Linked DNA regions of Homo sapiens: region 2 is linked to region 1. A link is a loop called in an ENCODE intact Hi-C map of the cell type or tissue named here. Cell type or tissue: CD14-positive monocyte. All regions are shown on one strand.

The links. Hi-C counts contacts between places; a loop is a spot of excess contacts. Peaks named below come from ENCODE experiments on the same cell type or tissue, not always from the same donor. Only the 100,000 strongest peaks of a DNase experiment are listed, where the experiment ranks them.
Region 2: it touches region 1 in a loop (5-fold over the local background); 56 of 110 quality-filtered maps call a loop at or near these places.

The regions. Positions count from the first base shown.
Region 1 is chr20:31,825,943-31,828,442 of GRCh38, reverse strand. MYLK2 (myosin light chain kinase 2) reads right to left here. Exons shown (of 13, transcript NM_033118.4): 7 at 1,729-1,838; 8 at 1,505-1,646. Among named protein-coding and RNA genes, the nearest start is that of MYLK2, 7.8 kb to the right of the region's middle. RefSeq lists an enhancer at 1,257-1,757. In CD14-positive monocyte, no CTCF peak of the experiment used is centred here; no DNase peak of the experiment used is centred here.
Region 2 is chr20:32,090,703-32,093,202 of GRCh38, reverse strand. The region is part of intron 10 of HCK (HCK proto-oncogene, Src family tyrosine kinase); the gene reads right to left. Among named protein-coding and RNA genes, the nearest start is that of TM9SF4, 18 kb to the left of the region's middle. RefSeq lists an enhancer at 1,385-2,180. In CD14-positive monocyte, CTCF peaks have their summits at 929 and 1,128 (motif pointing right); a DNase peak (open chromatin) is centred at 1,142; H3K27ac peaks cover 2,196 bases.

The DNA of each region.
Region 1 (2,500 bases):
AAGGAAAGTACCCAGCATATGCTTATGGAATGAATGAATGAAAGTACCATCCACTTTGCTGATGGGTGCTCACGCGCCTCCACATTAAGATTCCATGTCCCGCCACTTAACGCACAGCATTAACACCTGCCATGAGGACTGCCAACCCCCTGCACTCCTGCTGCCCTTCCCTGCTCCACACCCAGAGCTCCACACTCAGCTCCGGACAGCTACGGACAACTGACTGGAGTTGCTGCAATGTATACACCTATCTGTGGCCAGGCACGGTGGCTCACACATGTAATCCCAGCACTTTGGGAGGCTGAGGCAGGCAGATCACCTGAGGTCAGGAGTTCAAGACCAGCCTGACCAGCATGGCGAAACCCCGTCTCCACTAAAAATACAAAAATTAGCCGGGCATGGTGGCACACGCCTGTAATCCCAGCTACTCGGGAGGCTGAGGCAAAAGAATTGCTTGAGCCCAGGAGACAGAGGTTGCAGTAAGCCAAGATCACACCACTGCACTCCAGCCTGGCCAACAGACCAAGACTTTCTGTCTCAAAAAAAAAAAAAAAAAAAAAGCAGATCTGCTCTTCCTGACCTACCATGTGCATGGTAGTGAGCAAGGTCAGAAGAGGGATATCAGGCCGGGAACAGTGGCTCATGTCTGTAATCCCAGCACTTTGGGAGGCCGAGGTGGGCGGATCACTTGAGGTCTGGAGTTCAAGATCAGCCTGGCCAACATGGTGAAACCCTGTCTCTACTAAAACTGCAAAAATTAGCTGGGTGTGGTGGCAGGTGTCTGTAATCCCAGCTACTCGGGAGGCTGAGGCAGGAGAATCGCTTGAACCCAGGAGGCGGAGGTTGCAGTGAGCCAAGATAGCGCCACTGCACTCCAGCCTGGGCAACAGAGTGAGACTCTATCTCAAAAAAAAGAAGAAGGATATCAATATTCTTTCACGAAACATTGTTGTTAGCGCCTACCTCATGCACATTGCCACGCTGACACTATACTTATTTGAGAGCTCCAAGAATGCAGGGATTTTTATCTGTTTGGTTCACCACAGGATCTCCACCACCTAGAGCATTGCCTGGCATAAAGTAGGCCCTCAAGAAATATTTGTTGCTTTTGAATAAATGATCAGACACTCCTAGTACCTATCATGGGCCAAGGCTGAGGCAGGTGCTATTGCAACACTTATTAGCCACTTGTCTGTGTGACACACTGAGCTTGGGGCTCACAGGACTGCAAAAGGCCCTTTCAACAAATACTTAGTACTAGACTAGAAGTTCCATGAAAGCTGGTACCACGTCTTTTTTTTTTCCCCCCCTCTCTCTCTTTGCTGTGCCCCCGGCTCCTGGCACTTGGTAAGTATTCCATAAACCCTTTCTGAATCTATGAAGGGAAGGATGGATGAAGGAAGAGATGGAGGGATGGGAGGGCAGAGGGATGGCTGGTGACAGCACTGATCTCAGGGGGTCGGAGGCTGCCCCTGACCCTTCCCAGGAGGCCCCAGTCTGGTACCTTGAGGTCCAGGTGCAAAACCCTCATCTTGTGCATGAAGAGGATCCCGTCACAGATCTGCCTGACAAACACCATGGTGTCCACCTCGGTCAGATGGTAGTCCTCATCCACAATCCTCTCGAAGAGCTCTCCGCCCTCGATGCTGTGTGCACAGACCCCTCCACGGCTTGCTCCGTGCCTGGTGGTACCCCCACCCAGCCCCTACCACTACTTCGGGCACTCACTACTCCATGAACAGGACGATCTCATGCGGAGTCTCGATGGCTGCATACAGCTGGATCAGATTGCGGTGGTTCAGCTGGTTCATGACCTCAATCTCCAGCAACACCATTTCCTGGGGACCAGGGAAGTCAAGGGTACCAGCTGGGCACCATCACTCCCTGCCACCCACCCTCCATACCCGCACCCTTGAACAGGCCTGCTAGCCTTGCCCAGATCACTGCTCAGCCTCCTCCTTGCCTCTCCTCTCTCCCCCACCCCCACATCTGTGGTCCTCACCACTCCCAAGTCATGCCTGCTGGGACATCTTCCTTTTGCCGGCTCTTCTCCTGAGTACTGACATGCCAAGATCTCCATCCTCCCCCCTCACCGCTTCCCTCTCTCTGCTCTCTCCCTGGGCATCTGCATAAAGTCTCATGACTTTACATTTTATCCAAAGTCATCAATTTCCAAATATACATCTCAACCTCTGAGCACTCCATTGAATTCTAGACTCCAATATCTCCAACTGTCTACTTGCCTTAGTTGTCTAATAGACATCTCAAATCTATCATGTCCAAAATTAGACCTTAGACATCGTCCCTTCCCCACAATTGAGTTGCTCTCGGCTTGCCTGGCAGCAAAAGTACCCCCACGCTTCACCCAAGGGTGCAGGACAAAAAGTTACGAGCCATCCTAAGTTCTTCCCTTACTCTCGCGCCCTCACACCCCACCTCCGACCCAACTCTTCAGCATCATCTACCTTCAAGCTAGATTATACATCCAATCATTCGCACC
Region 2 (2,500 bases), 260 kb before region 1:
GAGGCCGAGGTGGGCGGATCACTTGAGGCCAGGAGTTCGAGACCAGCCTGGCCAACATGGCGAAACCCCGTCTCTACTAAAAATACAAAAAGAAGATGAGCATGGTGGTGCACGCCTGTAATCCCATCTGCTCAGGAGGTTGAGGCACGAGAATTGCTTGGACCCAGGAGGCAGAGGCTGCAGTGAGCCGAGATCGTGCCACTGTCCTCCAGCCTGGGCGACAGAGCAAGACTCTGTCTCAAAAAGAAAAAAAAGATAAAACAAAGTAACAAAATATGACCTGTAGAGAGCTTTTTTGGATTGGGCGTTCAGGGAAACCTGCTTTGAGGGGGTGAGATTTTAGCAAAGATCTGAATGATGATAATAATAAGTGTGTCGCATAAGAATATTCTAGGCAGAGAGAACATGAGATGCAAAGGCGTGGAGGTAGGTAAGAGCTTGGGTGTTCATGGAACAGCACAGAGGTCAGTGTGGCCAGCAGAAGATGCCACAGAGAGAGTGGGGAGAGTTGAAGTTGAGAGGGAGGCCGCCAATCATGAACTGCCTTGTAGGTCAGGAGAGGAGGGTGGATTTTATTCTGAGCGTGTTGGGGAGATATTAGAGGCCTTCGAGCAGGAGCGTGACATGTTCTGATGTACATTTAAAGATCACCATGGCTGCTGAGTGACTAACAGACTGCGTGGAGGATTCTTATTCACACCAGGAGCCCTAGAAGCCTCTGATGAAAACACAGGGATTATATCTTGCAGACATTTTTACTTACAAGGGTTTGGACAAAAGCGGTTGAAGATGAACCCTCAGATGCCCAGAAAGCAGCACTTTTGGTTTACAAACTGGGCTTGAGCTCTTTGAGGCAGGAATGATCATAATCTCTGTTTTACAGACATGGAACCACTTGTTCCAGATCACACCACCAGGAAAATTCTGAATGTCAGGCTCAAACCAGTCTGAGGACTCCCAATCCAGTGCATCCTGCTGCCTCTAAATAACCCAGCACTCCAGTGCTCCGGCAGACTGCAGCTGGGTGCAGTCTGATGAAATTATTCTGGAAGTGAGGGCGTCTGACTAGACAGAACAATCAAAGCACCACCGGCCGGCTTCTCAAGGTCTGAGGCAAGTGGGTGGCGCACTTGCAAGGGGTGGACAGCAGGGGGCACCCGAGGCAGTTAGAATGGAGACCCATGCTTTGCTTTTTTCTTTTCTTTCTTCTTTTTTTTTTTCTTTTGAGACAGGGCCTTGCTCTGTCACGGAGTACAGTGGTGGGATCACAGCTTACTGCAACCTGTGCCTCCTGGGCTCAAGCAGTCTTCCCACCTCAGCTTCCCAAGCAGCTGGTACTATAGGTGCATGCCACTATGCCAGATTAAATTTAAAAAGAATTTTTTTTTTTTTTAATAGAGAAGAGGTCCCACTATGTGGCCCAGGCTGGGCTTAAAGGATCCTCCTGCTTCAGCTTCCCAAAGTGCTGGGATTACAGGCCTGAGCTGTCATGCCCAAGGGAGACCCAGAGACCCAAATTTTTCAGTAAAAACTTGGAAGAGACTCTGATTTTGTTTAGAATAGTGGGGGGTGGGGACGAAATGGGGATGAGGTTGCCAGGGTGGAGTGAGACAGCATCTTGGCCCTGGGAGTGTGGGAAATTTATGAGTCCTTAGATGAACAGTTAACAAAAGTTATGATGCTAATGGAAGGCATCATAGCTTATTTATAAGATGATACTTAAACACTTATGTGACATTTACCATGTGCTTTGGAGGAGGCACTTTTGTTATCAGCCCCATTTCCACAGATAAGAAAACTGAAGCCCAGAGAAATAGGTAAGTGGCCCCAGCTTACACAGCTTGCAAGTTGCGGAGCCAGGGCTGGAGCTCCAAAAGCGCTGCTTGGGGTCCACGCACTTACCTGTTACTTGGCCCAGCTTTTTTGCCTTGCTTTTCTTCTGGAGCAAGGACTAATGCTGGTAGTTACCACTGTTTGATGCTCACTGGCAGATGCTCATATGCTACTGATTTTCACAGGAGCTCGATGGGGCAGGGATGACACCCCACTTAGGAGACAGCAGAGGGTAATAGCTAAATGGCTCTGGAGCTGGACCAACTCAGCTTGAGCGCTGCAGCTCTGTGATGTCAAGCAAGTTGTGTCATCTCTCTGTACCTCACTTTTCTTCTCTGTAATAGCACCTGGTTCCAAGGGGTCATGTGAAGATGAATCCCCTAAGCCTACATCAAGGGCTTAGTAGAGTGTTTGGCACATAGTTAAGTATTTATTTAAAGAGTGGCTCCCAGTGCTCCCAGTGGGGGAAAGTGGCACTCAGAGAGGTTAAGCAACTTGCTTGAGGCTACACAGGCAGAGCTGAGATCAAAACAAAACTCTGTGTGACTCCTAAGCCCAGATGCTAATAGTGTTGCTTCTCCAGGGTCTGCTGACTGAATGAATAACGAGTAGGTTTATTGGGCCCAGGTGTAAGCACTGCGGGTTGATAAAGGCGGTGAGATTTCAT